2 separate regions of the Homo sapiens genome follow, and region 1 is linked to region 2. The links are chromatin contacts, found by Hi-C or POLR2A ChIA-PET in ENCODE. All regions are on one chromosome and are shown on one strand. Each heading gives the region's core, a stretch centred on a gene start or an enhancer-like site at or near the end of the contact. The rest is flanking DNA. Distances are from core to core; before and after follow the strand shown.

Evidence for each region. Hi-C counts contacts between places; a loop is a spot of excess contacts on that map. ChIA-PET counts read pairs that join two places held with the same protein, here RNA polymerase II (POLR2A). Pooled maps may share reads with other maps.
Region 1: a loop to region 2 is called in a map of CD8-positive, alpha-beta T cell, with 2.4 times the contacts of the local background. The contact joins two enhancer-like sites. A Hi-C loop is called at or near these places in 4 of 168 maps with a recorded cell type or tissue (CD14-positive monocyte, CD8-positive, alpha-beta T cell, HepG2 and 1 more) and 12 of 50 pooled maps. POLR2A ChIA-PET finds 5 or more read pairs at or near these places in 15 of 52 experiments (CD4-positive, alpha-beta T cell, HCT116, HEK293 and 11 more).

Annotation. Positions count from the first base shown.
Region 1 is chr1:205,246,436-205,251,476 of GRCh38, reverse strand. All of the region lies in intron 2 of TMCC2 (transmembrane and coiled-coil domain family 2), which reads right to left. Among named protein-coding and RNA genes, the nearest start is that of TMCC2-AS1, 12 kb to the right of the region's middle. Within about 2 kb of position 1,641, at least 12 of the 41 ENCODE cell types and tissues checked have a DNase peak (open chromatin) inside an H3K27ac peak, as active enhancers do.
Region 2 is chr1:205,187,717-205,193,371 of GRCh38, reverse strand. It overlaps DSTYK (dual serine/threonine and tyrosine protein kinase), which reads left to right. Exons shown (of 13, transcript NM_015375.3): 2 at 5,566-5,655. Among named protein-coding and RNA genes, the nearest start is that of DSTYK, 21 kb to the left of the region's middle. RefSeq lists an enhancer at 1,269-1,813. Within about 2 kb of position 1,916, at least 3 of the 41 ENCODE cell types and tissues checked have a DNase peak (open chromatin) inside an H3K27ac peak, as active enhancers do.

The DNA of each region.
Region 1 (5,041 bases), core at 392-2,891, 58 kb before region 2:
TCTAGGGTCCCAGTGGTGGGGTATCTGGAGAACTGTAAGGAAGAGGAAATGGAAAGGAAGAGTGAGAACTCCCAGAATCAGACCTGGAGGGGGATCAAAGAGGACAAAAGCAGCAGCGGGCAGGAGGCCTCTAGGTTGGCCTCTGGAAGATTTGGGAAATGGGCTAGGGGTCCAAGAGCCTGTCCCTGGACAGAGAAGGGAGGTAGGAAAAGGCTGTCCCCAGAAATGACACTCACTTCCCCCAACTCCCTACTGCAGCTCAGGGGAGCTTCTGATTCCCTAGGAGCCTAGAAGGAATGCAATAGGGTGTGTACATTCAGTCATTCAGTTTTACTTCTATTTCAGCGCCCTCTGCTCTGTGGGATATACAGAGAAAGCCCAAAATATGCCTATGAAAAGAAGAGGCAGAAGCAGGGATCAGGTTAATGATGCTGTATATCCATTGCCTCATCTGGCACCCCAGAGGGGACTGGGGTCACGTTTCTCATCTCAGGGATGTGGCAGATCCAGGGAAGAACGTGCTGGGTAGCCGGGGAGACCTGAGCCAACTCCCATGACCCAGCCCACATCATCAGTGCCGGCTCCTTGCCGTCTGGAACCCGATGACAGACAGCTCCTCTTGCTGACTGCTACCAGCTCTGGCATAGGGGTCTGACACCTGAAACCTGAGTGCACCTTCCCCTTGGGCAAGCTTGGAAAGCCCAGGCAGATACCTGGCTGGCCTCTCCCACCTGTGTCTGCAGACAGACAGCTTGTCTCCCACCAAGTTTTGCCTGAGCTTAGGGACAAAGGCGTCAACAAGGCATGACCTTACATCTTGGCTAGGTAACTTGGAAGTTATCTAATTTTGCCCCCTCTATCCTGGTGATTTCTGTACTCCCAGATGCCAGAGCTAATCTGGAGAATACTGGATATTTTCTTTTTTTTCTTTTTCTGAGACGGAGTTTCCCTTTTGTTGCCCAGTCTGGAGTGTAATGGCGCGATCTCAGCTCACTGCAATCTTCACCTCCTAGGTTCAAGCGATTCTCCTGTCTCAGCCTCCCGAGTAGCTGGGATTACAGACGCCCACCACCACGCCCGGCTAGTTTTTGTATTTTTAGTAGAGACGGGGTTTCCTCATGTTGGCCAGGGTGGTCTCGGACGCCTGACCTCAGGTGATACACCCACCTCGGCCTCCCAAAGTGCTGGGATTACAGGCACGAGCCACCGTGCCCGGCCGATATTTTCAATCTAGAAAGAAAGTCAGTGGGTGTTAGTGGGGAAAAGATGCATAAAGGCTAATTCTGGAGGCCAGTTACCTGGTGGCTGATTCTGTCTGAAAAGTCAAGAGGACGCTGCAGCTTATGATCTCTGGTGTCAGAGCTTTAGGTCAGAAACAGAGTCCTCACTATGGGCCCCTCTCCTAATCAGACAGGACCCCTACAAGGCAAGGGCTTCACCTGAACATGAGGAATTCAAATCAGACTAAAGGAAGAAACTTCTCGGATCTCCAGGCACAAGAGGATATACAGCTGTGCTGGGACCCCAAGGCCTCTGGGTAATAGGGGCTTTGAGTCACTGAGACAGGGAGCAGCAATTCATGGCAAATCACACAGCTGCCCTGCCCTGGCCTGGCGAGCCACTGGCAGCACAGGCACGGCCTTGAAAGGCTCCTCTGAGGCTGCTGGTCTGGCTGCCTCTGGCTCTCCCTCTGCCCAAGGGACCTTTCCATGCAGAGAGGAAGAAAGAAGGGCAGAAGAGATGAGATGGGATGGAGGAGGGGAACAGAGGAGGCAGTTGCCCTCCACCACTCCTGGGTGTGAGGAAGGGCAGGCCGGCAGAGGCTGGCGCATGTACCTGCGTGGTGGTGTGCTCAGAAGGTGGATGCATTCGTGTGAACAGGCAGAGTGGCCCGTCTGGGCCCCTTCAGCCTCCCATGCAACCTGGCCTACAAGTTCAGTTATACCAGGGGCCCCCACGGCCGGCTGGCTGAGCGGTCATGTTTGGAAACCTCTCTCAGCAGAGCCCGCCCCACCCACCTCTGAACCAGCAGACTCCCAGACATAAACAAACCAAGGCCCCTGGGCAGCTGCCAAGATCTGTCTTCTTGGCAAGAGCCAGGGGTTGGGGGGGCCCCTCACTCACCATCCTTCAGAGTAAACAGGGGTGCTTATTTATGCTGGGGCAGAGAAGAAATCTTGTTGGATAAATCTGGTGTGGGAGTGGACGGAGAGCACAGGGCATTCAGAGTCTGCTCTCGCTTAGGTGATGGGCTGAACTCCACTGGTTTCCCTGTCTGGAGCCTGGAGATAACACCATGAGGCCACAGGGAAGCATCCAGTCAGGACGTTGTCATCTCTCCACCCTCCTCACTTCACCTGCAGCACGACTGGGGAGATCTTGGCCCTCTCTTCCTTCCTGCCTGCTCTCAAAGTGGGGCCTGTCATAAGAGTCCTCCTGTCCCCAGCACCTCCACAGAGTCTCCTGAAGCTGTCCAGAAGCCCTCCCAGCTCTGCCCCGTGCTGCTTCTCAGCCACACTGCAGGAGGGGAAGGGGTGAGCAGGACACAGTCAGGGGCTGGCTGGCTGTAAATCCAGCACTCCTGTGCTGCGTCCCCTTCCTGACACTCCATGCACAAGCCCAGGGATCAGCTGGGGAGAGGTTCTGAACAAGGAGAGAAGGGATTGATGCCTAACCAGGCCTGGGAGAGATGAGAGAAGGAGAAATACAACCCTCTGACCCTAGGTTTTCCAGGAACTGCTGTTAAAAAAAAAAAAGAAGAGGGAGAAGAGGGTGGGGACCTCATCTGTTTTCTGAGGAGCCAGGTGGCCCAAGGCCATCTCCACTGGACGTATAACCAGTGGTTCCCTTTCTAGTCCCCGGGGCTTGTGCCTCCCAGAGGTTAAGGCAACACATGGATGGAAAACCTGCATTCTCTAATCACCTGCCAATGCCCAAGTGCACCCACAATTGATGACAACTTTTTCCCCACTTTACAAATCTAAGACATAGAGAGCAGTTACTTTTCTGTGTCGCATACATACTAGAAAGCAGAATGGCGAGGCTGAGATGACGATTTTTTTAAAATGGAGATGGGGTCTCAATCTGTCACCCAGGCTGGAGTGCAGTGGTGCAATCACGCCTGACTGCAGCTTCAACCTCGTGGGCTCAAGTGATCCTCCCACCTCAGCCTCCCAAGCAGCTAGGACTACAGGTGCACGCTACCACACCCGGCTAATTTTTAAATTCTTTTTGTAGAGACAGGGTCTCACCATGTTGCCCAGGCTGGTCTCAAACTCCTAGGCTCAACTGATCCACGCAAATCAGCCTCCCAAAGTGCTAGGATTACAGGCAGGAGCCACCTTGCCCAGCCAAGAATGTTTTGTTTTTGTTTTTGTTTTTAAACAGGGAAGTAATTGAAGGCACAACCTCAAAGACAACTAAGTGGATCTAGCAGGAATAACCAACAGCCAAATTACCATCACCAAGGCTGAGCTGCTTCCCTGGACCGTGAGCCCCTATCTGTCCCCCGTCACACCCTGCTCCCTTTGGGGCTTGAGGTCTCCTACTTTCTTGGGGTGGGGCTGGGGTGAGCCTCTCCAGGACAGCTGAGGAAATTTAGCTGCCTCCAGGGTGTTTCGGTAACTCAACCCCGCCAGGGCTGGACTCAACCCTGCCAGGGCTGCTCTGGTCCGAAAGCCAGCTGGTGAGTTCTAAACAATGGCAGGGGGTGTGGGGGAGTGGGGGAGGCTTATGAATTAAAAATAGATGCTAGTAACCGCCAGGGATCTTGCAGAGAGCATGTGGGGCTGTGTTTACTAGGGAGAGAAGAATACCTCCTATTCATGCCCAGAGATCAGGGCAGAACCACTACTGCTTCTCACACCAGCCCAGGGCCTCTGGGTCTGGGGGAGTCAGCTGACAGAGCAGGGTTTACCGATGGCTGGAAGACCTTTTTCCTCTGTGACAGGGAAGCAACCTTTCTCTCCTCAGGACCCCCAGGGCCACGCCCATTCCTGGAAGGACAGCTCCAGGTCAGGAAATCTATGCAACTGAAGGGGAAATGGCAACCAAGAGATAAAATCATCCCACTCGGGCTGAGGCAAACCTGCTCTCCATAGACTTTGCATAAAATGGTCCCCAGCCGGGTTCAGTGACGTCACCTCTCAGATGAGTCTTGGGTACAGACTAGGATCCCTTGTCTCCCTGCCAAGACCTAGCTGGGTGCCATAGGCAAGCAGTCTCTTTTCCTCTAGGCCTTAGTCTACTCATCTGTAAAATGGAGATAACACCTGCTCTGCCAACTTCACAGGTATGTTATAAAGATCAACCAGGCCATACACCTAACAAAGCTGAGGGTTCTAAAGAAGGATATAAAATAGTCACAAGAACAACCATTTCCCCCATGATCACCCTGAACCCAGGGAACCGTCCCCTCATCAGGTCACCCAAAGTGTCTGGGTCTCGTCTTCCATAAGCAGCAAAAAAAGAGTTCCTCCCTCCCATCTGGATATCTTGGGCACAGTGAGCCACATGGCAGAGCCCCACAGAGAAGCTCCCCAGCTAATGAGCCTGCCCCACTTCCCCCAGGCCCCTGCAAACATCCACAGTCCTTCACCAGCTTCCGACAGTGCCCACTGCCCACCCCAACGTCTTCCCCCTGCTCAGGAGGTCTTCATGGGAGCCCTAGGCAACCAAAGACAGCAAGGTTCACGTTTTCCCTCCTCATAAAATAGCTGCATACCAGAGACTCCTGCTTGACAGGATTTTTCTAATTTGATTTTTAAAATGTATTCATTGACTCACCCATGAGAGGTGGGCCTGGCTGCCTCTACATGCAGAGTGTCTGCTCATTAAGGGCTGAACAACCTGGTTCATTCTGCTGGGCTCCTCCAGCTCTCAATTTCACAAAGCCACGCCACCCTTTTAGCCAACGCGTGCAGAGCTCCTCACTCTGAGAACAGACTTCTCCCCAGTGGAGGCTAGGCTTGCAAATGGTTCAGTCCCATCATTTTAAATACTATCTATATGCTGACAACTCCCAAATTTATGCCTCTAGCTT
Region 2 (5,655 bases), core at 667-3,166:
CAAGAAGGAGAATGTGTTGCTACAAATCGATTGACATTACCCCAAAAACAATTTAAATAAAGTATGTATCTTAAAGAGTCACTAGCAACAGAAACAGGTCACGAGTATTTCCTCCCTCCCATCTTCTCTTTTCAGAGTAGTCACCCAAACAGTAATACACACTGACTGTTGAGCAGAGCACTAAGAATTTCTCTGAAAAGAGCCTACTGTTTCTTTTAGCAAAGAGACTTTAGAGATCTCAGGTAGAATAACATTTTTTGAAAGTGTGTACCAGCCAGTGGTAATGCTGCGGTTTTCTCCATATGCTTTATTCCTCATGGTTTGGGGCAACTTTCATAGGGATTGTATCAGTCTGCTTTACATTGAGGTCCTACAGTTACTAAATTGCATTTGACCCCAGACTGGAAAACAATGTGGCGTAGGGGTCATTGTCTACTGGCCCCCAGAGCTCTGCAGTTCACTGCTGAGAGAAATGGAGAAACCTGAGCTGTTTCTTGTTTTTTCTTTTTGAAATGGAGTTTCGCTCTTGTCACTCAGACTGGAGTGCAATGGCGTTATCTCGGCTCACTACAACCTCTGCCTCCCGGGTTCAAGCAATTCTCCTGCCTCAGCCTCCCGAATAGCTGGGATTACAGGCGTCGGCCACCATGCTTGGCTAGTTTTTATATTTCTAGTAGAGATGGGGTTTCACCATATTGGCTAGGCTGGTCTCGAACTCCTGACCTCAGGTGATCCACCTGCCTTGGCCTCCCAAAGTGCTGAGATTACAGGCATGAACCACTACGCCCAGCCTGGTTTGGTTTTTTGAGCATCCATTTCCTCATCTTTATTATTATTATTTTGTGAGGCAGGTGACTCACCCAGGAGAGTCTCACAGTAGCGTGATCACAGATCACTGCAGCCTCGACCTCCCCAGGGTCAAGGAGTCTTCACACCTCAGCCTCCTGAGTAGTACATCACCATGCCTAGCTGATTTTTTAAAATTTTTAGTAGAAACAAAGGCACGGCGGGGGTTGCTCCCTTTGTTGCCCAGGCTGGTCTCGCACTTCTGAGCTCCATCCATCCATCCATGTCGGCCTCCCAAAGTCCTGGGATTATAGGCGTGAGCCACCATGCCTGGTCCATTTCTTCATTTTTAAATGGAGTTAATAATAGTCCTTGTCTTGTAGAATTGTGAGCATTAAATGAAATGAAGCAAATAAAGTGATCAATACATAGAAAGGGCTCAATAAATGTTATGTAAAACAAAAACCAAAATAGGTTGCTGCTTTAGTTGTTCTTCTCTTCCATCTAGCTTGAAACTTTTGTTTAGAAGTAAACAAAAATCAAAATCTGTATTTAAGAACAACCACCAAGAACAACAACAACAACAGAAGCCTTGGTTTGCACTTAAGACAATTTGATATGATTTTTCCTCCAGCCAGAGTTGGCAGGGTTAATGTGAGCCAGCTGAGAAGCCATGCTGTTACCTTCTGGCAGCCCATATGCAGATGCTGTTGTATTAATTACAAAAGAAAACTCGATTAACTTGAAGTCCTTTAACTGTCAGTGAGGCAGCTGCTCCAGCTCTGAAACAGGTTTTCTTCCTCCCTCCTACTGTCAGTCTACAGCTTTTAATCTCTTCTTTAGAGAACTGCTAAGACTGCACTGTAGGTCCTCAGAGCCCCTGGCTAGTTCAGTCTACTTTTTGTTCTGCAGTTATAGTGGTCCAAGGGGCACTTGCGTAATTAAATTCACATATAATTTAAAATAAAATAAAAACCACCACACCAACCACCCATCCCCCTCACATCATTGGTCTTTCAGCAGTTAAAACCTGGCATTTTAGAACTGGAAAGCATGTTAAAGATTATCTAATCCAACTCCACCCCCCTCCATTTACCGACGAGCATTTCAAGGCTCAGAAAGATCGAGTGGATTGCCAAGGTCACAGAGCTAGTCAGAGTGGCAAAGCCTGCCTTCATTCTCGTGCTGTTCCCACTTCCATATTGCATTCCACCACATCACTGAGCAGTGTGCAAGAATCCAGGAGTAAAACCATCTGCTTTCAACTTCATTTCTCTCCATGCCCTTGTTCAAATCTGGTAGAGATGTCAAATGGATGAAAAAGCTAAAGATTTAGTGGGAGAAGCAAAGAGCTTGGATAGTGACATGTTGGAAAACAAAGACGGTGATGTTTGCCATGGACTTCTAACAGTGTACTGGGATCAACTTCAGCACCCTTTCCTACTGCGCTGGTCTTTGGTCGTTTTGACAGTAGCAAGTTTATTTGTGGTGACTTTTTGTAGGAAAGATGGAGGGGGGAAGTGTTCATTTGGGTCAGATGAATAATGGGGTGTGTCTGCTCTGGTTTTGGCTGATGCAGCCTGTTTCATTGGCTGTCCTGTAGTTGACACTTTGTTTCAGAGGTGCAGAGGCTCTCTCCCTCTCGTCCTGAAAAGTGATTTAGTCGGTTTTCTTCTCTATTATCCACTCTCCTGGTAGTAGCAGTAACAAAGGTTATTTAGTTTTGTTGGTCTTTTTGTGATGAAACCATTTTTATTATAGGAATTTAAAGGTTGTCAGTATGCATTCATGCGTAGACACTTATGTGAAAATCTGGGGAGGACAGGGAATAGAAGAAAGCTAGGAAGTGTAGGTGAGGTGAAGACAGTCTAGCTGGACTTCTCACTGCTCGAGCTGAGACTATGGTAGTTAAATTCCACAAGATGAATGGAAGGGTCCTACTCTTGGGTTTTTTTTTTTTTTTTTTTTTTGAGATGGAGTCTCGCTCTGTTGCCCAGGCTGGAGTGCAATGGCGTGATCTTGGCTCACTGCAACCTCCGCTTCCCGGGTTAAAGCGATTCTCCTGCCTCAGTCTCCCGAGTAGCTGGGATTACCACCACGCCCAGCTGATTTTTTGTATTTTTAATAGAATCAGGGTTTCGCCATGTTGGCCAGGCTGGTTTCGGACTCCTGACCTCAGGTGATCTGCCCACCTCCACCTCTCAGACTGCTGGGATTACAGGTGTGAGCCACTGCACCTGGCTGAAGGGTCCTATTCTTTTATCCACATGAAGGAGGTTTTTAGGAGTGATGGTTGCTCTTAAACTATTCATCATGATACTGGACTTTTCAAAGTACTCAGTGGGTTTGCTTACAGCTTTCTATAGGTAGCTGTCCCCACTAAATGGATTCTCAGACAAAACAAACAAATCTATGACATTAAGCCCTTGGTAAGTGTCAGGCATTGTGTTGGGTGTTGAGGATGAAATAGGATGGTTCTTCCTGCTTTAGATGATTATAAACAGGTAATTAGAATAAAGCATGGTAGGTGTTCTGCAGTTGAGAATAAGGTATGAAGGAACTCAGGACTGGCCTGTTGCTACTTGTTAAGTGGCCACACAAGCAATTTGCTGTGTCCTCTTGCTTTTAGGTTGTAGATCAAAAGAGTAGACTAGTGGTCTGGTGTTATACTCTTGTATTTAGTAAATACCCTTGCACAGAATTATATACTTAGTTAACTCTGTTGGTTTTTGAAAGGCACTCATCTCTTTCCAAGGAGAGTAGATTTGCTTGTTTCAGTGTCTGGTGTTGCTGATGTATATGTGCGGGCCAGGCTGATATCCTTATAGACAGACATGAAAAGAAGGGCCCTAATGAAATGCATAGAGGGATCTGCGTGAACACAGACCTCTTTAACCCTTTTGGTGTTACTGTTTGTGGAAGAGAAGGATGCTTGGGGATTTGAAATCGTAGCTAGGTAGGTTCACTCTGAAGTAGAACCACCTCTTAATTGATTCAGGCCTCTTATGCTTCCAATTCTGGAAACAAACAAAATAAATGGCCTACAAATAATTTAATGCAGCTTATGGTTAAGTGACTAAAGCAAATACTGTTTCAGTTAGTGCCACCCAAAATTTCAGTTATGATGGATGTGTTTGGCTCAAGGATTGGCCCTTTTGCAGCCTAAGAACTGTGTCTGTGCTTTTCTGAACAAATGCAGGAATTGCCTGAATCTTAGAGATAGGCAGACACTGATACTGAAGGAATAAGGAAGTGATATAGTTCAGGCTGAGAGTTTCAGTGAACTAATTTCGGATTATTTTTCTCAAACACAGATTCTCATTCTTTAGGAAGCTTGTTCTGTCTTGAACATTATTTGAACGTGTTTGGGGAAGTTATCCATTTAGATTAGTAGTAGTTGCCTTGAAAGGAGAAGTTTTTTTTGTTTTTTTTTGTTTTAGATTTTTATTTTTTATTTTTTTTGTACAAAACGTAAGGGTGGTGAAAAACAGATTTTTTAAATTGACACATAGTAATTGTACATATTTATAGGATACATGTGGTATTTCGATATGTGGGTAACAATGTGGTAATGGTCAAATCAGGGTAATTGGGATGTCCATCAAGGAGAATGTTTTTGAAATAAATCACATCTCTTTCTAGATTTGCCTGGATTTTATCCTAATAGGCAGTTCTTTCCCTTTGTCCTATTTAGGGTCTTGTCTCCCATAAACAGAAGGAATGTGATTTGATTAGGAGGTATTGATGTTAATTGAGCACCCAGTGTTTTAAGGAAACAGATGACTTGGCAGCTGGGACGTTGTCACCAGCCATCAGAGAGATGAACTGGAAAAGATTCTAGAGCTTATGCAAACTTGAATAACATTTCATTTTATACATTTATACATTTTATACATTTATAGCTCATACATTTAGTAGTAAAATATGTCACAATGAAGAACATAAGCTAAAACCGCATATGGTAGATAATTTAAAAGGGCTCCATAGTGCTATATTATGTGCTGCATGATGGCATCTTGGTCAACAAAGGTACAGTATTTTTAGCATACGTTTTCTATGTTTAGATATGTTTAGATACACAAATACTTACCACTGTGTTACAGCTGTCTATAGTATTCAGTACAGTAACATGCTGTACAAGTTTGTAGCCTAGGAACAATAGGCTACACCCTATAGCCTAGGTGTGTAGTAGGCTATACCCATACCACCTAAGTTTGTGTAAGTACACTCTGATGTTTACACAATGACAAAATTGCCTGATGATGCATTTCTCAGAATGTATGCCTGTTGTTAAGCAACACACGACTGTAATCTGAGTTCAAGTATTAGGTCTTCTGTCAGAAGAAAGGGTTTAATTTTGACACATTCAGTTACGTTTCTCCTTGGGCTCACATCCCAACTAGTGTAGTTTTTTTCTGGCTTTGTTATTTTAATAATCTTGGTGTTTGTGATGGAGTCCTTATAAACTCCTTAGGCTGTCCCTCCACTGAATGAAAAAGGAGCGGGGCGGGAAGATCAGGTCACTCCCACATTTCTGGGTAGAAATAACAGTTTGTTCCTAGGGGGTGAGCTAGGGAAAGGAATTCTGTTTGATATGTGAAGAGCTTTTTCTCACTGGGGTTTTTTCCCTGATATGTCCTTCAACCAAGGTTCCTAGAAATTTCTCCTCTAGGACCTTGTCTTCCTCATGGGATTTCTGCGTGAGTCTCTCTCTCTCCCCTTCCTCACTCCTCTCTCTCTACTCCTTTCTCTTCCTCCACTCTCCCCTTCCCCAACCAGGCCAACTGAGCTGCATTTCCTTCCCACCTAAGGAAGAGAAGTACCTCCAGCAGATTGTGGACTGCCTCCCTTGCATACTGATCCTCGGCC